7 separate regions of the Homo sapiens genome follow, and regions 1, 2, 4, 5, 6 and 7 are each linked to region 3. The links are chromatin loops, found by intact Hi-C in ENCODE. Cell type or tissue: dorsolateral prefrontal cortex. All regions are shown on one strand.

Region 1 (4,000 bases), 470 kb after region 3:
AAGAAGATCCTGGGGCACTTTCTCTTGAACTCACCTCCCCTGTAGCACTGGGGACTGTCCTAGAAGATGAAGTCTGTGCTGGGGGTAGTGAGGGAGGGCCCAAGGCTTGCAAAGAGGATGGACACTGTCAATTTGGGCTGGGCTTAGCCATTAAAAGTAGATCTCTGAAAACAGAACTGGGGGAGTGAAGATGGAAGTTATGCTGTTAAGCTAATGAAAGAGTCAAGAAATAGAGAATATGGAGAAATCAGTGGCCAGAGCCCAGAAAAATAACAATTATGTGAAAAAAAAATGTCATTTAAAAGGTAGAAGCCAAGGAACTTGATGAAAACCAAGTCAAATAGCCAAGATATCTTTAACAGACTCAACATAGCTGACACTGAGAAGAACCTAAAAACTGAGGCAATGTTATAAATAGATCAATTCCAGAAAAAGCAAGACTCCTGGGGAGAAGGGTTGGGATGGAATCAGAACCAAAAGGTGAGAGCTCTCATTGTTCCACGAGGGAAGGACAGAGTCTCAGAGCAATGGCTGGGTCAAACGTGACAAGGATAATGGAAGTAAAATGATCAAAGTTAGAAAGGTTCTGACATAGTACAATAACAGAGGCCATGCAATGTAAACATATATCAAAACATCACATTTCAAGCTGGGTGCAGTGGTGCACTCCTGTATTCCCAATTACTCAGGAGGCTGAAGCAGGAGGATTGCTTGAGCCCAGAAATGAAAGTTCAGCCTGGGCAACATAGTGAGATCCCATCGAGAGAGAGAGAGAGAATCACTTTATACCTCATGAATATATAATATATATTTTATTTTTAAAAAGAAAATTTAAAAACAAATGCAGGTCATGGATCCAGAACTCAGAATGTAGGTAAATTAATAAGAAACTAGAAAGAAAAGACCATCTTTCTTAATGATTTCAACTGGCTCTGTAGGAAACCACCCAGGTGTTCATTGTCTCCAAAGAGCTAAACCTTGCCTCAGAAAAATGACCTTCTCCTATCTTTCCTGCTGCAGCAAGAACCTCTGGTTTAACCAATTAGGTAAGTCATTTATATGACACTCAATCTGAATTATTCTGTCTGTCTGTCTGTCTATCAATTTCTCTATCTGTCTATCATCTTTAGGGAAAAAGTATATCCCATGCACAGTTATGATAACAAAGGAGTCATCTTCTATACAATATTAAACATAACTATTGAAAAGTTAAAAACTCAAGCCTTCAGTTTAGGGTTTGATTTTCATGATCCAAAGCAGCATTCTTGACTGATTGTTTTTCCTTGTGTTGATTCATATTTGTCTGAGTGAATTTGATTGGCTGTTTTGGAATTGCGTAAGATACTTCTTCATTGACCCAAATAATCTGTTTGTTGATTTTATTCAGACTAACATATAACTTAATTGACTAAATTTTTGCCTTTCTCAAATGGTGTGGTGATTACATAGACTCAATCTGTATTTTTGAGAAGTTTTTAAGTATGCTTTCATTAGCCTGAGACTAGTGTTCCTGAAACCTTGTAAAGTACGGAGCACTTCAGGAGCAGAGAGAATGAATACCTTGGGTGATGCCCAGTGTAAATCTCATGGTCTGGAGGGAATCTTGTGGCCAATATGAGCCTCGTCAGATGTCAGGCTTTCCAAAAGTAGAAGTGGAAGGCTCCTGTTTTTCTAACTCCTGCTGTTCCCCTGACTATCACTATGTTGTCCATATTGTTTTCAGAACTCACAGCTTAAAGAACCACCTTGCTTTTCTTAGAACTTTGGGGGTGGACCTTACTCCTTTTTACTTTTTTTTTTTTTCAAATTGCATGTGGATTCTACTGTATTTAGCATAACTCAAGCTTAGCATTTGAACATGTTTCATAGCCAATAGCTTTGCACATCCTCCATGATTGCATACTGTGTTTCAGACACAGATGTAGGACATGCAACTGATGTGGCCATCACTAATGTCAATACTGACCCTTGCTCTGTGCTTTGGGCCCTAAGTAGAGCTAGGTCCATGTAGTAGTCTAGTGCCCTCTTGTGGCTTTCAAACTAAGAGTCTTGAGCTATTTTGTAGAATTAGAGCTATTTGTAGAATCACGAGTTTGAGAAGACCACTGTGAAGTTACGTCCTGCCTTCTCTCCCTTAGTAACACTACCCACCTCCTGCAAAGCACAGTCAGTGATGGGAGACATGTTCTACTCTGAGCTAAGAAAAACACTTTGGAATGTGGAGATCAGGGTACTGGAGTTTAATAGAGACCTTTAGAACTTACTATACTGTGGATACATAGCATATGACAAATAAATGTTAATTGAAATTCCTTTGCCAAATTGGCGATACCTCCCAGTTTTTCCATTCACTCTTAAACTTATTCATTCAACAATTTCTCCAATGACATGATTTCAAATAATTTGATATGTTTAATTTGAAGGCAAGAGAATTATAAGGAATATATCAAGTGATCTCAAAAGTTTGAAGATCTGTAATGTGACCAAATCAAGTATCCTACATGGCTCCAGAGAGACACACATTAAGGTTGTAGATATTGGTTAGATATAAGGAAGAACTTTTTAGTGACTGCAATTGTAGAACCCTGAAACATGTCTAGGAATAAACTTCTCATTGCACTGAAACAGTTTAGCAGGGATGTATTAATTTTTGAAATAGACATTTTAAAGAGAAGTTTCTCCCATGGACTAATTGATCTTTGATAAAAATCTTAGATTTTTAGAATCTAAGATTTTGATTTTTATTAAAAATCTAAGATTTTAATAAAGATGTTTTAGATTTTTAGTCTACAAATGTATTTAAGAAAAAGCACAGCTTCCTTTGACTAGTCAATTAAGTCCCACAGCTAAGCAGTCGTAAGGAGCAGAAAAAAATAACTGTTGGGTACTAGGCATAGTACCTGGGTGACAAAATAATCTGTACAACAAATCCCTATGACATGAGTTTACCTATATAACAAACCTGCACATGTACCCCCAAATCTAAAAGTTTAAAAAAGTCTTCTCTAATGTTTAATATGAAACTTTCCCATATGAACATTGCAAGTTCATAACTACCATCTCCATTTCTAGGAAATCAAATTGTGTGTGTGTGTGTGTGTGTGTGTGTGTGTGTGTGTGTGTGTGTATACAGGTGTATGTTTACCCAAACCCATTTTTATAACCTATCTGGTTTTGATTTTCTAGATTGTAATAGGACTTTTGACATTTTCTTCAAAACCTGACATTTTGTCACTTAACTGCTTTTCATTTTCAGCAAGCCTTTCACATTGATGTCTAATTGTGTATAATGGCCAATTACACACTGGAAAAATATGCATATTTGCTTGATTCTGGTTATATGACATATGATGAGTATGTTCATACATATTTATTAAAGCAGTTATTCATTCATAGCACAGCAAAAAAAAAAGAGTCAAAGACTGAATTTCAGGAGGTTATTAATGAAACATAAGAACTTAGTTTTGTCACCCCAAGTTGCAGGGACAATGAAAGCCACTGTCTCTTAGTTCACATCAGCCTAAGCTGCAGGACAGAGGAGATGACTTATGCTTCTGTCCAGGATAATTTCTTGCTCTTTTAAAGAGGTAGAATGATGTTACAGGTATGGGTTGATTGGATTTCAATTGCTGCTATTGTTTTGGTTATTTTTCATATTTAGTCAATACAATCTTCTCTATGCTTTTTGAAAAATCTGTACCGTAAACCTTAGAGGGGAAACAGTGAATCCACCATGTCTTGCAGAGGTCCAAAACCAAGTTAAAACCAGAAGCCATTGGGTCTTCAGCCTTTGGACCTGAAGGTGGAAGGTGGGTGAGATAACTGCCTCCCCCATGTTCTCCCTTTCTTCCAGTGGCTTCATCACTCCTATTACATTGAGACTGAGGTGGGGAGTGGTTTGAGAGTTTTCCAGAGAGAAAGCTGATTTGTCCTTATGAGGCTAAAACTTTAAAGGTCTTGGGGTTCAAGAAAAGTTCAGGTCCAGGATCCAAAGTGGTTT
Region 2 (4,000 bases), 810 kb after region 3:
CACCCAATAGTCATCTAACAGATGTTAATTTCCAAGTAGAAGAACGTTTTTAAATTTTCTCATTAATTTCTACTTCATGGAACTCACTCAAAAACTTTCTTTGTGACTACAATGGGCTGAATGCTTATGTCCCCCTAAAATTCACATTGAATTGAAATCCTAATTCCCAAGGTGGTGGCATTAGGAGGTGGGGCCTTTGGGAGGTGATCAGGCCATCAGATATCTACCCTTATAAGTGGGATTAGTGCCCTTATAAAAGAGACCCCAGAGAGCTAGCTAGTCCCTGTCACTATGTGAGGACACAGCAAGAAGGTGTTGTCTATGAATGAGGAGGTAGGTCTTCAACAGACACCAAATCTGCTGGCACCTTGATCTTAGACTTCTTAGTCTCTAAAACTGTGAGAAGTAAACTTTTGTTGTTTCTAAGCCACCCAGTCTCTGATATTCTGCTATAGCAGCCTAGAGGAAGACAGTTACTCAACATGAGGTCAATTTCTGTGAACATTCTATTTGTGCTTAAGAAGAGAGTATATTCCCAATATTAGCAAGAGTGGAGGTTTCATATATATCTATAATGTCTACCTTATGAATTATGTTGATTAGATTTGAGTGTCTTTATTTTACGGTTTCCATTTGTCTGGAATACCTCTTTATTCTTAGTCTTTCTGAATCACTTTATTGTAGGTGTGTCTCAAATGTATCTCACAGAATTGAGTTTTGCTGTATGAGTCAATTTGAAAATATTTTTAATTGGGGATTTATGTAATTTATTAATAAGCTTATCAATAAATTATAATATAATAAATATAATTTAGTAATATGACTGATGTACATGGTCTCAACTTGTATTCTGTGTAAAATTATGTATATAATTTTTCTTTCTCAGTGTGGTTTATTTCATGTGATATTTATTTTTTGATATCTAGGAAGATTAATATCTTTGTTGCAGTGCTTACCTTTTTGCCACTACCTATTATAATGCCCTTAGTCTCTTTTCTCACATTTACTCTGCTACTTAGTGTTTTATTTGCTTCAAATTATATTCTTCATTCCCACCTATTGTCTATGCAACAATAGGTCACTTCAGTTTTGTCACCACATATAACAGTTGAACTGTTCTTCCCCCCATGACTCTGTCCTTGTTTAAGTTACAGATTTACATTGAAATATATTCAATGCTCACACAGTCCATTTTCCAGAGTTCTTCAGGTCCAGGTCCTATCTTGGTTAAATGATGTTTTTTCTATAGTAGGACCATTAAAGTTGGATAGTGATTGCAGTGTTCTCTGGGGTTCTGCACATAGAAAATCGCTTGATACTTGAAGCTTAGCTCATCTACATAAAAGCTATTCCACAGTTCCTTTAGTTTCCTGAAGATGTGACTGTGTTATTCTTTTACTTTAGATGAGAAGTCCGATTTTCTTTCCTATGTAAGTGATTTGATACTTTTGCCTGGAGATCTAGAAAAATTTTTTCTTTATCTTTAAATTACAATATTTTCCTAGTATATGTCTTGGACTTCACCATTCCAGGTTTATTTTCCCAGGGATACTGAGGAGCCTTTAAAGATGCAGATTCAAGTTTTCTTTTAATTTCAGACATTTCTCTTAGTCTGTGGTTTTAAATACTAGTGGTTTTCTATTGTAATGGCCTTCTTCTATCAATTATTTTCTCTCTGATCTCTTTTGCTTTGTTCCTTATTTTATTTTTATTCCCTTTTTTCATGGCTTTCCTCACTGTTTCATATTTTCAGTCAAATCTCTTTTTCCATGGGTACTTTATAACTTGGCCTTTATTTTTAAGATGATTTTGTCTTTTCCTTCCATATCTTTCCTGAGTTCACTCAATTCTTATTTCGCATTTTCCTGAAAAATAGGGTTTTTCACAAAATAATAGGGTTTTTTGGTCGTATTTCTTTTATAAAGCTTAAAACTTCTGATTTAAGGTTTTTGTTTTCTATCTTCACATGCTTGTTTTAGGATATTCAATTCAGTGTGGGTGTTCTGTTACAGTTTTCTTCCACCTCATATTTGATTTCGGTAGAAGCATTTTCATCTGCTGGAATGTTTTAATTCCTGTTTTTTTTTTTTAAGTTATTGGCCTTGTATGAGTGTCGTCTGCCATTTTCTATTCATTTTTAGATGTTTAAATATACAGTTGTAGATAGGCGCAGTCATGGCGTTTGATGACTGACCATGTTTCTTAGTTCAAGAGCACCCTCTTCTGTTGGCATGGGAAAGTGTAGTTTCTTCACTGACAGCAGCTTTTGTGGGGGAGGGGTTGGTGTGCCTTCTGAGCTTTGAGATCCACTTTTGCTTGGTAGGACACTCTTTCTTCGTTCTTCCCCTCCACTCAGACGCCTCTGAAGCCCTGCTGCCAAGCGGCCCCCTCTCCTCCAGAAATAGTGCCCTTTCCACAGGCCAGCCCAGCCCCATGGGCAGTCAAACCCTCCCTTTCATTCGCATCCTGAAGCAGCGCCCTCAGGCTACCTGGCCTGTGAGTTGTTCAAGCTATTTCTCAGTCAGGTGCGAAGTTCTCTTTCTGGAGGTTATTTTGTCTGTGGTTTTGGACACTAATGCCCCCAGGCACCGTTCTCCTTTTCCAAACAATCTTCAGGCTGAGTCTTTGCTCCAGCACTTGCTCTGGAGACCACCTTGAGCCTGGGAGTTTACTCCCTTATCTGTAGGTAATTTGAAGTTTGGAGTATTCTATCTCAGTTATATTGTGTGTGTATATTGTATGTTTTATTGTATGTGTGTATATGTATTTGTGTGTGTGCATATATGTATATATAGACAGAGAGAGGGAGAATCTGGAATCTGGAAGTTAAGTTATAGACTCAGGAAATTCTTAAAGCTGTTTTGAATATAAGATAAACTACAGTTTAGGATTACCAATAAAGCTTCACTAGACTCAGGTCTCCCAGCTTCCAGGCCAGTTTTCCTACTAACACCCCATACGCTCTTGGACAAGTCGTTTAACTTCTCTGGATGCCAGTTTTCTCTCTTGATGGAAAGCTATCTGTAAGTGTCTTTCCAGTAATATTCCATGTGTTTTAGACTGTTCCTCTAGCATTATGACTCTCTTCTCCATAGAATACACACAAAAGAAATTAACCTGCATCTTACAACTCAGGCCTCAGCATCACAAAGAAATTAAGTTCTGTGTTAACTGAGTCTTGGTGTCATGTAAATAAATATAAACTTGTTTCTCTCGCTGTTTCAAAGAGAACTGGGGTCTCTGTTCATTCGATTGGTAGCCCTCTAAGGGATGGGCGCTTAGTTGGGAGCTGCCACATGTCTGTGTTGGGTTTTATTTTTTCACAAGGCCAAAATGTTCCCTCTAGAACACACAGTCCTCACCAAGTTCAGAAAGAAGCCAACTGCCCTTACCTCCTCCCCTCTTCTCCATGCTCCTCTGGGCTCAGGGTCCTGCCTCTAGACCACTCCCCACAACATAAAACATCTCCATTCCTAGAGAAGACCATAATTTTAAATAAATAAAAATAGGGAAGGAACAGGGAAATTGCAAGGGTAAATGTGAAAATATTCAAGGTCACCATAACCACTCTTGTTCAATAATGTGAATTTATGTAGCATTCTCAGTTTTCATGTGCCTAAAATAATGATACATACTCCCCATCCATAGTGGCTGAAGAGGCAATATCACAGATGATTCATCCCAAAAGGGCCCTCCAAAGGTCATCCTGGCAATGCCCTTGCCTTGCTTTGAAATGACTCTTGCCTGTTATAAATAGATGCAAATATTGAGTGGGTAGGGAGATTCTCCTATTCTTAAAGCTGTCAAGGTCAGGAGATGAATCTGCCCCCTCAGTCACCTGCTCACAGGTTCCCACGACTCTGACATTCAGGAAGCCAAGAAGAGATAAACTTCCTTTATCAGGATCCAATCTTCAACACTAGTCATTTGAAAACTATATCCAACTGTCACTTGTAGATCCTCTATCTCTCTGCATCTGCATCCGGAATACTGGCAGCAA
Region 3 (4,000 bases):
CTTATAGGCACATCCCAGGAATATGAGCTGACAGGGCCACAGGACCTGCTTGGAAGAGGTCCTGACCAGGAACCGAATCATGCCACTAGAACCTCTTTAATAAAATGAAAGAAAACTAAGGCCTTGAAATAGGAAGGTGGTGGTTTTAGCTTTTTCTGAAATTGACCTGAGTGAGCCATGAGCCTCACAGGCAAGTCAGAGAGAAATGACCAATGTCACTGCCCCTGCTGGGTGGACTTGGTGTGGGCTGTTACACCTTTTACATTGTGCTTCCTCCCTTGAGAAGTATTCTAACTTTCCTTTGGAGAAGGGGCTGCATTTCATGAAGTTTGCCACTAGACTGCACCCTTATCTATGATAAGAATTCTTTCTGGAGGACTGCTTTCAAGAAAATATTTTTTCTTGCTCGTTCAGTTCAGGAGCATCTCACTTTATGCCGTTAACACCCCCAGATCCTGATCTCTCTTCTCACTTATCTATTTGCCGAAAGGCACATTTTAAAACAAGGTTAACGTCTAAAGTTATGTCTTTGCCTGTATTGCCAAAGGGGGTTTAGCCACGTGGTGGCTGGGAGAGGGAGGAGCATTGTGTGTAATGATTAAAACAAAAAATAGCAGCAAGGCTCATCTTAATTTCTTCTTTTCTCAGTCTGAGGGCTTGGTAAGGTAGGAACAAATCAATATTCAAAACTTTGGTGGAAATATTTTAGAAGTGAGGGAAATCATGTGTTATTTTGTCATTTGTGTCAAGTTCAGACTACAAGAGTGGCAGCAGAATGTGTGCAGTATGTTCTCTTCCCTGCTCCTATTTCTTTCTGCACACCCTTAGCAGCTCAGCCTGCCTCAGGCACACTGGTAGCTTTTAAGATGATTGGGGGAAATTGTGGTACTCCTTCCAAAGAAACATGAGTTGCCTCGTTCCAGTCACCCTGTATTCTGAGAGAGATGGCCTCTAGTGACACCTCTTTTTGTGTAGCCGACTTCCAATGGCTGGATAATACAATATGTGAAGACAGGTAAAAGGAGGGGGGATCATTCACAGAAAAGATAAAAAGGGTAGAGAGAAGGGGGGAGGAGAATGTGGTGGGAGCCGGACCCTGGGGCAGAGCAGTACAGGGGCCATGGAGAGAGGTTACTCTGCAAGACTGTAAATGTTAAGCAGCTATTCTTTTTTTTTTTTTTTAATACTTTAAGTTCTAGGGTACATGTGCACAATGTGCAGGTTTGTTACATATGTATACATGTGCTGTGTTGGTGTGCTAAGCAGCCATTCTTTATCTCCACTTAGAAATGGGCTTAGGTTATAAGGGATTCAGACACTGGAGCTGTTGTCCAAGAGACCCTGGGATAGGCTTCCCGAGAGGGCATGAGAGAAAGAAGAATTCTCAGTAGCCTGGGATTGTCTATAGTAATTTCATCCAAAGATGGAGGACTGGCCAGATGGGTGTTGTTTCTGAGTCCATAATTAACATATGACAATGGAGTGGGAAGGTGTTGGTGTTGTTACTGCAGGATACGGGATTATGGAGGATGCCTATGAGCCTTACTTGATTCCATTTTCCCCTTCCCTCCATTCTGGAGGTCTAGATCTGTTCACAATCACCTTTAGAAAATTGCTTGTAGAAAAAAAAAATAGTTTGCATCAACCAGGGTAATTGGGAGGGGATCATTAATTCCTGCCAGATACAAATGTTCCCTTCCTAGAGACCCCCCTGTGCTGCCGGCTTGCTTTCGCTGTCATGGGCTTCCCAACTCTGGCATAGACTAGCTTCTATACCTGTCAACTGCATCTTTTTCGGGGAAGTAGTATTTAAATATCAACCACTTGTGTCCCGTTTCCCCGGAGATCACTCCTCCTCTTTCCTTTAAAAGATTAACTGCTTATCAAAGCCAGCTTTCAAGAAATGCAGCGGAGTGAAAGATTTATGATCTTTTATCTGGATAACTTTTCAAAGGATAGATAGTGTTTTTATTTTATAAAGCTTCGGATGCCTTGCCTGTGGTCATTTCCTGTGAGTTTCTAAGTGATTTTCAAGGATGATGCCTGATAACACAGTTTGGGAAAGCTAGACTTTTTAGTAGGACACAAAGTATTGTGGATTCTACTGGTTAGAATGGAAAAATGTTAGCTAAGGATCTTGTCTTCATTCTCTTTTCTGTGTCACTCTCACCACTCTCAGACAGGCTTATTTATATAATTTATTCAATTTTTAAAGACCTCATGACATTGACTTCAGTCTCTCCCAGAGGCCAACACACATCAAGAATACTAATGCTGCGGCCATGTTGTCCTGGTCCCAAACTAAGGTACAGTGATGTTCAATAAAGAAAGTGCCCCCTTGTTCAGGTCCTTCCCTAGCTCTGGGAGGTTCAGCAAGACTGAAGTCTGTGTTAAAGAGCAGCATGAGGCAACTTTGTTGTAGTGATATTGCTGAAGGCTAGGTGGCAGGATAGATACATCATTAGAAACACGCCTCCTTTCACGAAGGGAAAGAAGCAGATACTGGTAGAGGTGTTTAACAATGGGGATGGGGCAACGGGAGAAGAAAAAGCATGGATGGAAGGACAGGTACGGACACCCTGTGGGTCCACTTATAGGCCACCCCAGCATCGGCACTGCACTGTTGCCCCAATAGCACCAGGCCAGCCTGAGGTGCAAAACCCTCTGTGTCCCACCAGATGCTGTGTTCATGATTACTTTTCTTTGGAGAAAAGGTATGGCCAGGGTAGGAACTTGATGACTTTGGGTTCATCAAAGGGTGTCCTAAACCTTCTCTGAGGAATAATCAGAAGTGATCTTCAGCCACAATTCATAAAAATTCCCCCTGTTAAATTAAAAAAAGGTAATTATGGCACATTTCAAACATTCAAAGAACAGAAGATAATAGAGCATGTGCCCTCCACTCCCTACACTTATTTGACACATGTTCACTTTTTGCCGTTGTTGTTGAAGATTTTTATTTTTTTTTATTTTTGAGATGGAGTCTTGCTCTGTCTCCCAGGCTGGAGTGCAGTGGCACGGTCTTGGTTCACTGCTACCTCCACCTCCCAGGTTCAAGCGATTCTTCTGCCTCAACATCCCTAGTAGTTGGGACTACAGGTGCGCACCACTGTGCTTGGCTAATTTTTGTATTTTTAGTACAGACAGGGTTTCACCATGTTGGCCAGGCTGGTCTTGAAATCCTGACCTTGTGATCCACCCACCTTGGCCCCCCAAAGTGCTGGGATTACAGTCATGAGCCACCGCGCCCAGCTGAAGATTTTGTTAAAAGAGAAGTAGAGTGGGACAGATAACAGCTCACCTCCCATGCATGCCATCCCCGCATCCTCTTCCCTGGACAGAGGTAGTCAGTGTCCTGAAATAGCTCTGTATCCTTTCTGCACAATATTTTTCTAGGTTTTATGTGTAGTTTCTCATAGAACAGAATTATAGTGATTTTTGAGGGTAAAACCATGTGCTACTTTAGAGTTAATTTTGTAGTGGTGCTTGCAGTGGTGGCAATTTAACTAGAGTCTAAATTGACCCTGAGGCTGGCTGTTAAAGGAGCCGGAGCCAGCTGTGACGCAGAGTGATTTATATCCCGATGTGAGCCGCATATAAGTTAATAGCTGCACGAATTGATGTTAAGGAGGCTTCTGGAGCAGTTCCAGACAGATAGGGCAGAGCAGGGCAGGCTCCATAAATACTGTTTCTGGTTGGAGCCCTTCTGTCTTCTTGGATCATGGGATCTGGCATGTTCCTACAATGGACCGCTCAGAAGCTGTTTCAATTTTGGAAAATGAGATTAACCAGGAAAAGTGATCTGTTGTGACTTAGAGACAGTGTTGGTAGCACCAGATCTAGGTGGGAGAGAGATAGGGTAGGTAGAAAAAATGGAATCACATGGAAAAAGAGGAGAGAGAGAGAGAGAGTGTTAACTACTTGAAGCAGGTTTAATATGATTCATATGAACCGTGAAAAGGCCAAGTAAAATCACAGTGCATGGTTAGCAACTGAGATT
Region 4 (4,000 bases), 100 kb after region 3:
TTGGCCTCCTGAGGCTCAGTAGGATGGAGAAGGTTGGACTTGGAGGGACAGGTGGAACTGTCTGGCATGCCCCCCATTGCCCGAAAAGCACAACTGAACTGTTAGCATTGAACAGCCATGGAAGGATGAGGTGCAAACATTTCCATGAGATATATGTGGCAGGAATTAGTGCTTTGTGTAGTCAAGAGGAAAATAAATTGTCTGAAAAAGCTGGTGGAAGAAGTAGAAAGTTAAGTAATGTTTGAGTAGCGGGAGAAAGATGGTTGGATGATCCAGGGATGAGAAAGTGATTCCTTATATATGTATATATTTGTGCTTGGAAGATAGCTAGAGATGATGGTGGGATAAGAGTATTAGATATGTGTGAACAGCATGTGCTTATGATGTTGGGGAAATCAGGTGGGAAGAGGGAGGAACTGGGGAACACTAACCTCAAGTAGAACTATGACATTTTTTTCAAATTTCTGGCATTGTGGCAATCAACAATAGGGTCACTGCTGCCCCATGTAGAGCCCTAACTATCCCTTCTACTGACAGGCGAGGACAGCCCCATAAGATCTAGCCTCAAAGTCTAGGAGTACTGCTTCCCAGAAAGGTAGTGAGTGAGTGTTGAAGTCAGTCCTATGTCCTTTGAATAAGAAGACACAGGGCTCAGAGGATAGAAGTTGGGCTGGATGAATTACAGGGACCTGTGGTCATCATTCTAGAAGCAATTTGCTAGGCAGGGTCTGGAGGTGTTGGACTCAAACCCATCACAGCCACTGTCCTATGAGATCCTAGGAAAAGTGTTTTGTTTTTCCTGTGTCTCTCTCAGGAAAGTGGCCACAATGAGATACTTTCTATCTATCTTGAAGAGACTTTGATAAAAACAAATAATGGTAAATAAGCCAGGGGAAATAAATAACAATCACTAATTTATTAAATTTTCAAAAATCATCTAATTACAAAGCAGGGAAGAGAAAAGAAAAGGCTAGGGAGGTGGAAGATACAGAAACAATGTCAGTGGGCTAAGAAGAGACAAAAGCATTCACATTTATCAGAAGAGATAACCTTGCCCCCTCTTGCACTTGTGCTCAGGAAATTTTGCTTCTCTTTGCCAGATAATCCAAGACGGAGGAGAAGCATCTCCATGGCACCTCACTCTGATTTGCGAGGATTTGGCCAGAGAAACTGTTCTCAAGAGTGTGAATTAGGTGGCAGCTACTATTTTATGGTACCTCGCTATCCACTTTGTAAGGTACGAGTAACAACAACAACAAGCAAACCAAATTACCAAAGCACAAAAAAAAATGTGTTCAGTCAGTTACAAAATGCTCCTCAGCCAGAGAAGTGGGCATCTGACTCCTGGAGGGGCCCTTCAGCCTGTGGAGTATTCTTGTGTGTTGCAGGTTTCACAGTGAGCAGAGGCTGTCTCTGAAATGGGCAGAGAACCAGTGGGTTGTAGTAGTTTGCATATGGGGAGAAAGGGAGAGAAAGAGAGAGAGACTCTGTGTGTGTGTGTGTGTGTGTGTGTGTGGATGTGTGGCTGAATGTCATCTGTGTGTCTGCACGCAACATTGTGCCAATGAAGTTGGACATGCATCTATGTGTGGGATGGGGTCCTGGCCTTGGCAACAAGGGGGTGTACGTGTGGGTGTGAGTGACAGCAGACTCAGAGTCCAGGCCCAGGGCCTCTGGGGACTGTCACCTGCAGGACTCATCATAGAGGAGACCAGGTGCTTGGAGTGTCCCCAAAGCAATACAGAGTGCATGGTCATGAGTTTGAAAAATATTCCTGTGAGAGATATAAATAAAGCCTCTAAGCCCAAAGCCAGAGTTTTCGAAAGCCAGCCTTACACACAAGATAATTTATAGTTGCTGGTGTCCCTTCCCATGCATGACTCAGCTCTCCTAGCCCAAGTAGGCCCAGCCTGCTCCAGTAACCTTTGCTGAAAGGGAAGAGTTGAAGCAAACTCCAAGAAGCCCAATGATCCAACCACCCAGCTCCCGGACTAGCTCCTGCTGAGCTCCCTTCCTCTGTTCCCTTTGGGCAAACTCCAACCATGACATGGATGAACAGATCCTGGAAACTGAGAAACCAGAGACTTGGGTACTCCCAGCTGGCTGGTCCTTGGAAGTCTATTAAACTGGTTCCCGTATACCTTCAGGATCTTGGCGGATTCTGCTACCCATACAATGGGTATTGGCTCAAACACCCTTCCCACCACTCCCCAGCCTGCCTTCCAGCCATTGGGAGGCAGCAAAATCAGAACAAAGACCTGCTTGAAGCTAGAGAGTTTTTCTCAGTCTCAGAGACTCTTGAGCCCAACAGGAAGAATAAAAATGAGAGCACTTTTACCTTTTATTTAAAAGACAGTATATACCCATGTCAAGTGTCAAAAATATGGCTAAAAAGAGGGATAAATAGTGACATGCTTAAACATTGTGGTGAATTTGTGGGGGGAGGCAGCCAGCAAGGAACAGGGTTAGTTTTTTCAATTTTCTCCCTATATTCCTCACTTCCCACCCACCTTCTTTCGTTATATTTTTAGCAGACTCTTTGGCCAACCACGTCCAAAGAGACAGATGCAAGTACAGAGAGTGCATACTGAAACCAAAGGGTGTTTCTTTTTCTTCTTTTTTTCTTAAAAACCTTCCAGGAGTGTGGAAAGGACTGGAAGTGCTCGAAGGTCTTTTTAGCCACATGCCTTACCCCAACTGGGATCTGGAACATTTTTATGCCAAGGCCCATATGCCTGATTGTCCAAGTATAGGGGAAAAAAATATCATTCAGGGCTTTAAAAAATAGTTTAGCTTTTTGATTAAACTGCTAAACAGCCTTGAATAAAATATTTTTTTTGCTGCTCTAGCAGATGAATTTGTGCAACTGGCCTAATTTTAATACAGGATCCAACACATAATAGGTATGTAATAATTGTTGAATAGATGGATAATTCTTTAACCCTGTAATGAAGTGTCCTCATTCAACATGCATTTATTAAGCCACTCTTTGGGTGTGTACAAGTGTGTATCCTCAAAGGCTTCTTCCTGCAATAACATTCTATAATTCTGTGACCTATATTCTGAGTAAGTCATATGCTGATTCTTTGATTAATCTGGGGGAAGGAAGTTTCAAGTTAGCCAAGTTAAAACACACATACACGCTACACTCCAAACCTACACAAACCTACTTCTTAAATGATAGAAAGCGGAGGACCTTGGTAGCTGCATAGCTAAAACCACAGAATTTTGCCTGGTTTGGCCTGGCCTTGTTGGAAGTGCACAGAGCCTACTCTAGATCCCATAGCTCAGTCTTTTGAAGTTCTTCTTTTGTTCCTTGCCTCCTCTTCTTTCTGATCTTTCCATTCAGGGGTGGTCATCTTCCACATTCTCAGTTTCTGAAAGCCCCCTGTTCTCCTAGTCACCCCTGTCTTTTCCCATCTTAAAAATAACAAAGGCTGTGTGTCATTCATATGTGCGGATTGATCTGCACATGTGGATGAATTTGATTTAGAGATCCTTGCATGTTATTGGAAGGTAACAGACTAACAGAGAGGCGAAGAGACTCCCAAGATCACACAGCTATTGAATAGCAGCAATCTAGCCCATTGTTCTGATCTGAAATTGATCTATAATTCTCAAGTGAGAGCTACAGATACAATTCCACAAGCCTGCCAATTAGGAGACTTGAGGTGGCCTTGAGGCTGAGTCAAGCCAATCTTTCTGCCCTTTTGATAGCTGGTCACTCCCCTTGGATCTATACTATTTGCTTCAGCTTCTAGTGATTTCTTCTACTCTGTTTGGGATATTCACACTGTATTAGGAATTTATAGACCTGGATGGGCCCACCAGATGTCATCTGCTTTCTGAAGTTCTCAATCACCAGGCAGAATTCCAGCCCCAGCAATCCTTTGTTCTGAAGGATATAGGGAGGCCCTTCAGTAAGAAAATCAGTCTGAATTTCTGTTTTTCCCTCCAGAATGACAGTGGCCCCTTCTGTTGGGTTTGCAACATTTACTCT
Region 5 (4,000 bases), 150 kb after region 3:
TAACTCTTCTACCTCTCTTGGTCCTGAGTTTGGAGGATACCCAGTTCTTGCCAACAGTGTTGTAGGTACGAACCTTCTCAAATTGAGGTCCAAACTTTTCTCCCAGCTGCCACTTGGCTACTGCTGCTGGTTGCTTATTCTCTCAGTTCCACTAGCAGAATCTTCTGCATTCCCATGTTCCCCAGACCTACCACCCTGGAGCAAGTCTCTCAAGCCCAGCTCAGATTAGCGTTAGTCTGAGTTTTGAAAGACACCCCATCCATCTTGAAGGCAGAATCGATTTTGCTCCAATAGCCATACATTTTTCTGTTTTTTTTTTACCAGCTCTCTAGGGCCGAATTCAACCCGCTTCTGTTCTCATCAGCTTTCTCAAGTGCAACTTTACAGTTACGAGGGTGGCTACATTTGCAATGAGAGCCACTCTAGACTGCATGAAAAATTTAGCATGCAATTGAGAAGGAATGTATAATTAATAACTTCTTGTGTTTAACAAATATTTAATATGTAATTCAGTTGTGGTGGTGGATGATAGGGATACCATGGCCAGTGAGAAAAGAACAAACCAAAACCATGACCCCCGCCCCAAGCTTCATGGAGCTTAGAATTAGAGAATACATAGGAACAGAATTGAGAATGTGAAATGTGATTTTGGAGAGCATAAACATACATGTGTTAAGAGCACATGACCTGGTCAGTGGAGGGGTGGTGGTGGTAATATGGCAAGGACTGCTTCCCCAGCAGCACCCCTGCTGACTATTCTTTTTTCTGAGTTGTTTTTTGTTTTGTTTTGTTTTGTTTTTTTGTTTTGTTTTTTTGTCAGAGTTGAGGCTTCCAGGTCTCCCAAACTCTGGTTCAGTGCTCTTTCTACTCCATCATGTGAACTTGGCCCTCATTTCCTAATCTAAACATAAGAGGCTGGTCTTGCAATACTTCAGAGTCCCTTCTAACTGCGATGTTCTTCATTCTTATCCTCCTCCTAAGATGTATGTGGTCGCTTGTCAGCAGCATCACCTCCATCTGTCCATCTATTCAACACATATTTGTTGAGCAACTATCATGTTCCAGGCACTTTACCAGAGGCTAGAGACAGTAGAGTACAAAATGTCATGCTACCTGTCCTCATGGGATGTCCAGGCCTGGAGTAGCAGTTTGGGTTAATGGAGCCCTCTTCTACCCTATTTGGCCAAATAATTACATTTAGAATTGAGGCGTTGTGGAATGGACAAAATTGGGAACTCCTGGTGTGTACTCTGAGGGACCCAGGACAATATTTTTCATCTTTCAGATTCTCAGCACAGCCATGGTAAAACCTGTCTCTTTCGTGTGGATCTTGATGCCCTGCTCACCTTAGAGGCATATAACTTGAAGGGTGAAATTGGTACCTGGACCACTCATTCTACACAAGCACCAGTCTACGGTGTAAGGGGCTTTTACTCCACAGACATTTACAGAACAGTGGCTGTCATCCTGGATGAATGTGGGAAACTATAAATACAGTCTGGGTATAGGGTAGACATTCAATAAATCCTGAGTTAGTAGGGAGGATACTATCCCAGCCTGAGAAGCCCTGTTGTGAGCCATGTGGATGAGACAGAGCTGATAATGGTTCTGTCTTCAGGGAAATTATGCTCCATTAGGAACAGAGACCCTAGCAGCTATAATATCATTGCATTCTTAGAAAGTGAGGACTTCTAGAAGGGCATGCACAGTGAGCCAGGAATTGAGAGGTGATAAAGCCTATTCATTTTTGCCTGGGTTAATTAGGAAAAGATCCTTGGAGCTGGGTTTTAACATTTGGGAGGAATTTCAAAGAGAAAGGTGATAGTGAGAAACAGAAGAGGCCACTTTCCAGAAGGGAGCCTCCTTTTGGTCTTTGGCCTAGTTCCCTTCCAACCAAAACCATGGTAGGTCAAGTTGGCCTAGAAAGAGAAGGTGCTTTCTAGTCTCTGGGAGTCTTGGGGGTCTCACCCATTTGTTTTCCATCTGCTCAGTAGGGGCGAGAGCCGTCTGTGGTGTGTACTGGGAGATAGAAGAGATAGAAAAGATGGGCCTGGGAGTGTCCTCTGAGCTCCACAATGTTTTGAGTTCCTATGTTTTTGTTGAGGAAACTGGGGCATGGAAAATGGGCTCCTTTTAAGCACAAAAAGTCTTAAAAATGGAATTTACTTAGTTAAAATGCGATCTAAAAGAAATAAGAATGAGGCATCTCCTTTTTCCAAGTCATTGCTTTTCCCCCACACCTGTCTCCACCTCACAGGGCACCTCCACCCTTGGCCTTGCAACGCGCCAGGCTGGGCATCAAGCCAGCCTGTCTTCGATGAAATCGAGGCTGCCAGATCACCCCGCCCACTACTGTTCCGTTAGCCTGAGGTCCCACCCTCCCCTCTCCGGGGAGACACAAAAGGCTTCTGTGACTCAAGCAAAAGCTCACAATCCTTCTCTTTCTTTCTAGCAACACAGAGTGAGGCTGTGGGGTGGATTTCTCGGTGGTAACCCTTGCCCGACTTGCTATGCAGTGACCGGTGTGTAGGTTGCTCCTTCTCTGCTCCTGGGGCAACTCTGTAGACCTACACACTTACTGTCCTCCATGATAGACCCATTTGCAGAGATTTCAAGGGTCCCCGTTTGGTTCCAGCTAACCTTGAGAAGGGTCAGGGTGGTCTGGGGAGGAGCTGATGTTTATCAAGTACCCAGGATATACTGGGTATGATGTGAATTGTTTTGTACGTGGATTCCATGTAAATCTGCATGTTGATCCTAGAAGGTGTTCTTAACTCAATTTTACAGAGCAAATGACAGCAATCAGAGAAGCTAGACAACTTGTTCAAGGTTATGTAACTGCTAAGTTATTGTTGTAAGATTTGAGTCTAGAACAGGCTGTTGGGAAAGCCTGAGTTTTTCTGATATGGTTTGTTACTTAGGGTTTGAATCAGGCTGTTGGGTTTTTCTGTTATAGTTTGTTACTTAGGGTTTGAATCAACTGGCCCTGTCTCTATCAGATCAAGAGATATGAGGAACATCATCTGTCTTCTTCTCCTTGTCTTCTACCCCTAAGCATCCTAGGTCTGCTATCAAAACTCCCGTTCACTTCAGACAATGACGTAGTCTGGTTTTGCGGGTAGCGAGACGGGGGAGGTGGGGGAGCAGCATTTGTGGGGGTGGAGGGAGGGCAATAGAGTACAGAAGAACAGATTTCTAGTTTTGCCTCTGTCACTAACTGAGCCATGTTGAGTGCATCTTTCCCAATCTCCAGGCTTCATTTTTTCTGCCTGTAAAACACAGATGCATAGCTTAGTTGTTAAGCAGACAGACAAAAGACAGACTGGCTCTACCCCAACTCTGCTGCTCACTAGCCCTGTGACCTTGGAAACATTTCTCATCTCTAAAATACAGATCATCATAATATCTACTTCATGGGACTGTGATGAGAGTGAAAGAAGTTAATACACATAACACTCTTAGGAGAGTGTCTGGTGTAGGTGTTTTACGAGTATTGCTGTCATTATTCTCCTTAAATGTGTAATTAATGAAATTCTAGTATTTTCAAATAAATATATGGGAAATAACACAGAATTTAAAGCTGAGTGCCACTCCCTTGATATTTGCTTCTCTACTTTTTGCCTGTGTGTGTGTGTGTTTGTGTGTGTGTGTGAGAGAGAGAGTTAGCAGGCAGAGGTGTGAGTAGATCATGGTGAAAATTAGATGTCAAGTTATCCTTTCCTCCGTGTGTGACATAGAAAACTTCCTCATATATCAGAAAGAATACATTTTCTGTTTTCACTTTATATGGTTATAAACCAATCAGCTTTGAGCCCATTCATAAGGAGCTAAGAGTTGTCTGGGTAGAAAAGATACAGATATACAGTGGTGAACAATTTTGCCTCCAGACTTCCAGATAAGGTGATCATATAGGTCCATCAAAGGCAACAAGAATGAGCATGAGAGCAACAAGAACATCACAACAGTGCCTCAGCAATCACCTCTACACCTCTAGACCTAT
Region 6 (4,000 bases), 930 kb after region 3:
ATTAAATAGTTTCCCTTACCCTACAGGATTTCAGAGACGTTGCTATAGTATTGTACAACGTTCTCACCAAAAGAGAGAGTTTGCAGAATTTTCAGAATTTATTGGGACACGTCTTTTTTTGCTAAACATCTCATAGGATTGATGCTAAACAAACACTTAGTTCCTGTGGCAGAAATTCCAGAAGTGTCAGCTCCTGGGAAGAAGTCTCCCTACTCTTCAGACTTCAAGTTCCAAAGTCTTTGGGTCCCTGTTGAAAACACCACAACTGAGTAAAGTCAACCTATTCTTCTGACTCTTTGAGAAAATACTAGAAGTCTACATCTGCAGGCCTATTGAATAAATAAAAGCTGAGCTTAACCATCAATAACCAACACTAGGCAATGCTCCTTTCCTTCTTTCTATTCTTCTCCATCTATGGGATTATTTTTTTTCATGATTCTCCCACTTGCTTTCCACATAATGTTACAGCTACTCCTCCCACCCCTACTAATACCCATTATTAATCTAAGTATGCATGTCCCATCATAAGGAAGAAACACAAATCACCTTCCTGGCCTGTGTATTCCTACACATGCCCTGTCCCTACCCAACTCAACTGAGATCAGCAGTTACTGAAAGTTCAAGGCATTCTGTTCTCCTCACCCACAAATGCTCCCTGAACTCACTTTTCAGTTCTAGGATTAATAAAGTACAACCGAAATTTTGTTGCTGTGAGCCCGGGGGGTTAAAGCTGCCACCACTACATAAAATCTCGAGAGTGAAGCCTTCAGTAAGCAAAGCAGGCTAATGACTTCTGTCCCTCTGGTAATAAGCTGCGGAAATGGGCTGCTGGGGAAAGCCAGTGGCCCACATAAATCCATGTGTTAGCGAGCCTGCCTGCTGGAGCAGCGGCAGCATGCTGGGAGGAGGTCGGAGGGCTGGGAATGTCAGAAATAAAAGCGTCTTTGGAGACCACCTAAATCAGCCCCCTCATTTTGCATGGGGAGAGACCGAGGTTCAAAGAAGCCAACTTGTGTGCCCAAGACTACAGCACGAATTCAGAGTGGAGCCACGGACTAATCTTCCCAGAGCAAAATCCAGAGCAGCTCCACCAAGATGTTTTGGACAAACCTCTTTCTGGGTCTCATGGGCATTACTGTGTACCACCGAACTAGGAAGCCAGTGGTGTAGCGATGGAGCGAAAATTGCAGATGGACATTTTTGTTTTTATTTCTGTGCCTCTGTTTTCCCCTGTCTAAAGGCAAGAGGTAGATAGTATTGAAGTGGGAAAAGTCATGCTAACATTCTTAGGAGGAAATCTGGAAAACAATCCATATTCTGGATTGTTAGATAACTAAGCCTGATTTAACAGTTTAATTCAGGGGAATAACTATGGGAATGTAGAACAAAGAAGGGAGGGGAAAAAAAAGGAGGAATTTTGAGCTCAATTTTTCCCTGATCTAACTAAGCAGAGCATGCCTCCTTTCAACACTCAGGGACCTATATGTTCCTTTGGAAACCAGACCAGAGTCTGAGGACCTAAGACCTTAACCCAAAAAGAGGGAAGGGCATCTATTTTGTGGCCTGTATGTTTTAATATAAATTCTCACTAAGCTACACAGGGCATGGGGAAGACATCAGCACCATGGGTGAAAACCAAATTCCAGCTAATAAGTCAGTTCTGCAGGGTCCAAAGGAGTCCCTCAGATCTCTGCAGTCTGGAAAGCCTGCGCTGTCTTCTGAGGGCTTTCCAAGCCCAGACACACAGACTCAGCACACAGTGTTCTGAGAACAAGCCAAGCATGGGGGGAGCTTCCCAGCTGGTATAAGCAATAGCTCACAGCAAAGGAGTATTCCAGGAGAGAGCCATTCCCAGTGTCAGTTCTGATTTCCTTCCCTCCTGCAGGACCAGTATTCAGATGAGCCTCTCATCTCAGACTTTTGGGAAAACACAGCCAGAAAAAAAAAAAAATGCTTTCTGCAAATCCAGCATCCTCTCAACACAGTCCCCTAAAACTCATAAATGCCACTTTGAGGGAATACTATTGTTCAGGGCCTCACATAGTTTAGCCAGGAGAGAGCAAGGTGGTCTCTATTTGCAGTGGCTTCTATCTCTATGTTTTGGGGATTGCTGGCAAACAACACAACACAGACCAACAGGGCATTTCATCCACAAAAACCTATGCATGCTATTTATCAAATGGTCCCTCTGCATGTATGCATGTGCGTGTGTATACATATATCCATATATGTACGTGTGTGTATATAGTCATATGCCACACAATGATGTCTTGCTCAATGATGGACCACATATACAACAGTGGTTCCCATAAGATGATAATACCATATTTTTACTGTACCTTTTCTTATTTAGATATATTTAGATATACAAATACTACTGTGTTGCAAGTGCCTACAGTATCTAGTACAGTAACATGCTGTACAGGTTTGTAGCCTAGGAGTAACAGACTATATCATACAGTAGCATAGGTGTTTAGTAGGCTCTACGGTTGAGGTTTATGTAAATACACTCTACGATGTTCACACAATGACAGAAGTCACCTAATGACATATCCCGGGAACAAATCTTTGTTGGTAAGTAATGCATGACTCGTGTGTGTGTGTGTGTGTGTGTGTGTGTGTGTGTGGTGTGTGTGGTGTGTGTGTTGTGTGCATGCGTGTTTTAAATTCAGGAAATGTGAGCTCTGCAAACCTGGTGGACAAATTCCTATAAAGGAGGCCCACCAGGCATTTTGTGCCACTTTGCCCCCTGTGCCCTGTATCCAAGAAAAGTCCATAAGAACAAGTCTCCCCTCACCACTGCAACTCCTACTCCTTGGCAAATGCTTGATTGTCAGAGTTTTCCAAACCCACATCAGCTCTTGAAAGAAGGAAGCTTAAGGCAGGTGGGGGAAATCTGGGGGATACTGGAAGCCCTCCAGACTAGGCACAGATTCTGCTGCCTCACTTTTTAATGGTGAGCAGGGACAGGTGACCCCAACCTTCAGCTCTCCTCTCTAAAGCCCTGAAAATTCCTCTTGGCCTTCCTGAACTCTCCAGGGCTCTACTCTGGCCATGAACCAACAGACTGTCTCTCCACTAAGCCCTCACCAGCAACCCCTGGGCTTCATTTGTTCCAGCCAGAGCTGGAGGAAGGACAAGGTCCTTTTCTGCTCTGCATGATATGAGGTCTGCATTACCAGCCCAACCTACACCAGGAAATTAATAAAAGGACTCAGATGTGGGATTGTGATCCAGACTCCAGGGATAAAGATGCCCCTTCTTCCAGGGAACAATGGTGATTGGAGGAAAGAAAATCCAGAAGTGTACAAGTTGCTCTTCATACTTCCTGGCAGCCTTCTAGAACATATTGTGAATTACTCTTAGGTAATGTCATGAAGGACACAGAGCTTGCACCCTTGAGCCAAAGGGTAATGTACTGCACACACCTCAAGTGCAATTCATCACCCCTTGGGCTGAAGAGGCCACATGGTGATGGTTTTAATTAATGTCCCCTGAAGGCCTGGAGACCTCTGGCTGATTCCAATAGTGATGCCCCGCCCTGGAGCCTCTCAGGACACCACATCCATACAGGCTTATTCCTAGGAGGAAAAGTTGCAAACGGAGTTTCTTAGGTCTGGAGACATCTCAGTCACTATATAAATCCTCTCCTAGGGCCACTGACCAGGACCATGCCTTATGCCTTAAAAGATCCCAGGAAGCTTATTTATAATCATTCCAAATGCCTGAGAGATTGATAACTCAGGCCCATTAACCTTGGAAAACCCTCCAAAATGTCTAAACTAAATCCCTACAACTACTACCAAAATCTACTTTCTCATATCCTTCAAACACTTCCTTGGCTCCTGACCCTTTGGCCGGAGGATTAATTCCAAGCTGCCCCTAACACTTCATAGAAAGTCCGTCATGATCTGTACCCAATCTACAATCTTAAACTCAATTCTTATTACACCTACTTGTGTCCTCGGTGCCACAGCCACACTAAGCTGATCATTAGTCT
Region 7 (4,000 bases), 1.1 Mb after region 3:
GGTAGACTGGCAGGGTAAGGAGAAGGGCTTAGTGAGTGCTTGCTGCATACAAGACGCTGTGCAGGTGCTAAGGAAAATTCAGAAATAGCAACTATAAATCAAACTCCACGATTTCAGGTATATGAGAAATATAATTTTCAAAAAAATTATTTAAGTCAAGTTAAATCCATCTCTGAGCCCCCATCCCACCTGAGACAGCAAATTTTGTCCTGGTCATTAATGGAACCCGCCCATCCTCTCTCTCACCAGCATCACTGGAAGGGGTGCATGCGTGGTCACTGGCCATTTGTCCCCACTGGTTACACTGAGATAACTGATGCAAGGCCACACAGTACCCAGGAGCCCAGGGGCTCTGCTGCTTCTGTGCCAAACAGTGCCAGAGAAAGCTAGTCACAGACACATCACACTGTCAGCCCACTCTGAGGTCCTGCCCACCCTGGGCATTGACAGGGAAAAGGGTGCTCTGCCTCCGGGACTCTTCCCTCAAAGGCACTCACATCTCAAAGAACTCAGGCTCCCAGAAAGGAAGAAAAAAGAAAAGAAAGCAATTCCTACTCCCTGGCCTGCAGCAGCAAGTCTCCCAAAGCAGGGATCTCAAAGGAGCAGGCTGTTTACATGGGGGGAGTTGGGGGCAGTAGAGACAAAAATATAAGGATAACAGAAAATGAATCGTCGTATCTCAGAGACGGCCCCTCTAAAGAGGTGACTTCCAGGGGCTCCCAACAAGACACCTGCACCCCCTCCACCTTCTACCCCTACCCCATCACCCGCAGGCAGAGGAAGCAGCAAACCACATAGTGACATTTCAGGACTAACAAAAAGCCCTCCAGGAAGTAAATCAATCTCCCCCAAGCTTCCTGAACACCTACACTCTCCTTCATCTAAGGCAGATGTCCTGAAGAGGTCTCTGCTGAAAGGGATCAGTTGACTTATCACTGTCACCTTGCTGAGGCCAGGGCAACAGGGAAGATAAGTGTTGACTGGGAAGCAATACTTATCCAAGAAAGAAATGGGTATTTAATACCTACTAGGTACCACCAGGTGATTTCACAAACAACCTACCTGTTCATCACAACCACGCAAAATGAGTGCTTCATTCCCCGTTATTGATGAGGAAACAAAGGTCCTGAGAGAGGGGCCAAGGTCACAGAGCTGTATTATGACAAAGCTGGGAACACTCAGCCAATATTTAATAATAATACTATCACTTAGGGTACTATTATCATTCCCATTTTACAGAAGAGACTCTGAGGCACAGCAATTAAATTACCTGTAAGGGCCAAGAAGGGTGCCCCTGAGGCCTGGGCTGTTGATCCCCTCATTTTTCTGCCTCTGCATGAGAAGCAACTGGTTGGAAAGTCCCACCAGTTCTGAGAATTCATGTTCTGCCCGGATTCCTGCAAATGAGTAGGGAAGCACGACCAAGGATTCTGGTAGCTTTGCATAGGACTTAAAGACTCACATTATTTTGAAATACAGTTTTGTAAAAAATAAAAATACAAATATTTAGAAACCAATTAAAGAGTATTGCTTTGGGGAGCAAAAGACAAAAACCCCCCGTGCCTCACTGTCTCCTCCCACTCACCCCCCGCATCAATTCAATGGCCTGGAATCCCTGCCTCTTCTGTTCAATAAACAGAGATGGCTCTAAAGAGAGGACCCAATGTGCTGAGCAGTCTTGGATAAAGAACACCGACAGTCAGAGATGGAAAGATACCTTCGTCGGACAGATGAGAAAACTGAGGTCCGCATGACGGAGCGACTTGCCCAGGGTCAGGCACCTGCGTAGGCACCTGGACACATATGCGTGTGCACGCACGCAAGGCCGCGCACGCTGGGCTCTGGCCGGCACGGCCCTCACGTGCCCTCACGCACGTATGCCCCGCATGGGTTCCCCCAGCGAGCTATCCCTGCGCCCACCCCTTCCCCTGCCCGGGCCTCCGGAGCTGCTCACACGCAGGTGAAGACTGCCCCCTGGTGGGCGGGAGCCCTCGGGAGGCCCGCAGGCCCAGCGTCCTGCGCCCGTAATCCCTCAAAGGGGCTTCTCTGGAATCACCCCCAGGCCCTGGGGCCAGGATCGAGGCTGCTCTGGGAACTGGGCTTACACGGGTGTGGGTGGGGACCTCTGGGATCTTAGAACCAGGAAAATAATAAAGCAGAGGCTTGATGTTGCAAGTTTAGTTCCTGGAAGCTGATTGAAATGGAGATGAGCAACAGGAAAGTTTTTTGGGGGGGGTTTCTAGAGATCAACACCTCTTCCAAGGAAGGGACACAACCAGGGCTGGGCAGAGAACGTGGGCTGCAGCACAGTCACCTGAAGGCCGGGAGCATGGAAGTTAGGTTGGCCCTCTGGGACTAACAGGTTTAGCAAACAAAAATACAGGATGCCCAGTTAAATTTGAATTTCAGATACATGTGAAAGTTTTTTGTATAAATATGTTCCGTGCAAGGAGAGGAGAGTGTCTGTGCAAAAGGGTGGGAGTTGGGGGGTTGTGGTGATGGAGACTGCTTACATATAGAGAGATGGAACAAAACAGGTAAAACAGTCACCCACCACATTCGTGGTTTCTGTGGATTAAACCAACTGTGGATTGAAAATATTGGGGGAAAAATGGCTGGTTACAACTGTACCAAACATGTACAGGCTTTTTTTTCTTGTCATTATTTCCTAAACAATATAGTATGACAATTATTTATGTAGCATTTACATTGTGTTTTGTATTACAAGTAACCTAGAGGTTACAGGAGGATGTGTGTAGGTTACAGGAGGATGTGTGTAAGTTACATGCAAATACTATACCGTTTTACATAAGGTATTTGAGCATCCATGGATTTTGGCATCTGAGGGAGTTCTGGAACAAATCCCCCATGGATACTGAGGGACAACTGTACTAGGGATAATAGGAGCCACGTTTCTCATTACTGGAAATGAGAGTAGGAAATATGGAAAAAAGAAAAGAAGAATAAACCCAGTGGAATTAGAGATATTGGTGTGAGCTCAGTTTGCAATATGTAGAGGTATAAAAATACAGATATAAATGCATGAAGGACTATATGGACTGTATGTTTGTATGTAGAACTATTGTGGACTGCATATTTATATCCCTCTCCCAAATTCATATATTTAAACCCTAACCCCCAACGGCATAATATTAGGAAGTTGAGCATTTGGAAGGCAGTTAGATTTAGATGAGGTTATGAGGGTAGAGATCCCCATGATTGGACTGTGTCTTTTAATAAGACAGAGAGACTAGAGCTTGTTGTCTCTACTATGTGGGGATACAGTGAGAAGATGGTCATCTGCAAACCAGGAAGTGGGCCTTCACCAGACATGGACTCTGCACCCTGATCTTGGACTTCCCAGACTCCAGAATTGTAAGAAATGCATTTCTGTTGTTTAAGCCACCTAGTCTACGGTATCTTGTTATAGAAGCCCAGACTGACTAAGAAAATGACTCTAGATATAAAGTTGGAATGTGTGTGTGTATAGTTTGCTTGTATGTATGTATATCTATATCTACATATGTAGATATATGAGGATATATGTAGAGATACATATATTCTCTTTTTTTTATTATTATTATACTTTAAGTTTTAGGGTACATGTGCACAATGTGCGGGTTAGTTACATATGTATACATGTGCCATGCTGGTGTGCTGCACCCATTAACTCGTCATTTAGCATTAGGTATATCTCCTAATGCTATCCCTCCCCCACTCCCCCTACCCCACAAGAGTCCCCAGAGTGTGATGTTCCCCTTCCTGTGTCCATGTGTTCTCATTGTTCAATTCCCACCTATGAGTGAGAACAGGCATATATTCTCTATCTCTACTGCGAAGATGTAGGGATGGCAACACCCTAATAACAATGACCACATTCCTTGGTTTCTAAATACCATTCTGTGCTAAAAGAAACCAGAGCTCCTTGTAGAAATAGCCACTTCTAAGACCAGAGCTGAAGAAGTACTGTCAATTACTAAGTGACAGTGACAGTTATTAC

The links. Peaks named below come from ENCODE experiments on the same cell type or tissue, not always from the same donor. Only the 100,000 strongest peaks of a DNase experiment are listed, where the experiment ranks them.
Region 1: it touches region 3 in a loop (11-fold over the local background); 81 of 110 quality-filtered maps call a loop at or near these places.
Region 2: a loop joins it to region 3, with 11 times the contacts of the local background. A loop is called at or near these places in 100 of 110 quality-filtered maps.
Region 4: it touches region 3 in a loop (2.3-fold over the local background); 9 of 110 quality-filtered maps call a loop at or near these places.
Region 5: a loop joins it to region 3, with 2.2 times the contacts of the local background. A loop is called at or near these places in 9 of 110 quality-filtered maps.
Region 6: it touches region 3 in a loop (2.3-fold over the local background); 9 of 110 quality-filtered maps call a loop at or near these places.
Region 7: it touches region 3 in a loop (5-fold over the local background); 45 of 110 quality-filtered maps call a loop at or near these places.

The regions. Positions count from the first base shown.
Region 1 is chr2:217,164,409-217,168,408 of GRCh38, forward strand. No RefSeq gene overlaps it. Among named protein-coding and RNA genes, the nearest start is that of DIRC3-AS1, 120 kb to the right of the region's middle. In dorsolateral prefrontal cortex, a CTCF peak has its summit at 2,016 (motif pointing left); no DNase peak of the experiment used is centred here.
Region 2 is chr2:217,508,720-217,512,719 of GRCh38, forward strand. All of the region lies in intron 2 of DIRC3 (disrupted in renal carcinoma 3), which reads right to left. Among named protein-coding and RNA genes, the nearest start is that of DIRC3-AS1, 230 kb to the left of the region's middle. RefSeq lists a silencer at 2,147-2,236. In dorsolateral prefrontal cortex, CTCF peaks have their summits at 2,219 (motif pointing left) and 2,420; a DNase peak (open chromatin) is centred at 2,282; H3K4me3 peaks cover 622 bases.
Region 3 is chr2:216,696,571-216,700,570 of GRCh38, forward strand. All of the region lies in intron 1 of IGFBP-AS1 (IGFBP5 antisense RNA 1), which reads left to right. Among named protein-coding and RNA genes, the nearest start is that of IGFBP5, 3.0 kb to the left of the region's middle. RefSeq lists a silencer at 2,356-2,435. In dorsolateral prefrontal cortex, CTCF peaks have their summits at 337, 2,443 and 2,647; no DNase peak of the experiment used is centred here; H3K27ac peaks cover 1,102 bases.
Region 4 is chr2:216,798,449-216,802,448 of GRCh38, forward strand. IGFBP-AS1 (IGFBP5 antisense RNA 1) reads left to right here. Exons shown (of 6, transcript NR_187138.1): 4 at 1,101-1,237. Among named protein-coding and RNA genes, the nearest start is that of TNP1, 60 kb to the right of the region's middle. In dorsolateral prefrontal cortex, no CTCF peak of the experiment used is centred here; a DNase peak (open chromatin) is centred at 1,649; H3K27ac peaks cover 4,000 bases.
Region 5 is chr2:216,847,803-216,851,802 of GRCh38, forward strand. No RefSeq gene overlaps it. Among named protein-coding and RNA genes, the nearest start is that of TNP1, 10 kb to the right of the region's middle. In dorsolateral prefrontal cortex, no CTCF peak of the experiment used is centred here; a DNase peak (open chromatin) is centred at 2,369; H3K4me3 peaks cover 686 bases; H3K27ac peaks cover 677 bases.
Region 6 is chr2:217,630,463-217,634,462 of GRCh38, forward strand. The region is part of intron 2 of DIRC3 (disrupted in renal carcinoma 3); the gene reads right to left. Among named protein-coding and RNA genes, the nearest start is that of DIRC3, 160 kb to the right of the region's middle. In dorsolateral prefrontal cortex, no CTCF peak of the experiment used is centred here; a DNase peak (open chromatin) is centred at 1,777.
Region 7 is chr2:217,754,751-217,758,750 of GRCh38, forward strand. All of the region lies in intron 2 of DIRC3 (disrupted in renal carcinoma 3), which reads right to left. Among named protein-coding and RNA genes, the nearest start is that of DIRC3, 34 kb to the right of the region's middle. RefSeq lists a silencer at 1,897-2,066. In dorsolateral prefrontal cortex, CTCF peaks have their summits at 1,994 (motif pointing left) and 2,207; a DNase peak (open chromatin) is centred at 1,951; H3K4me3 peaks cover 1,730 bases.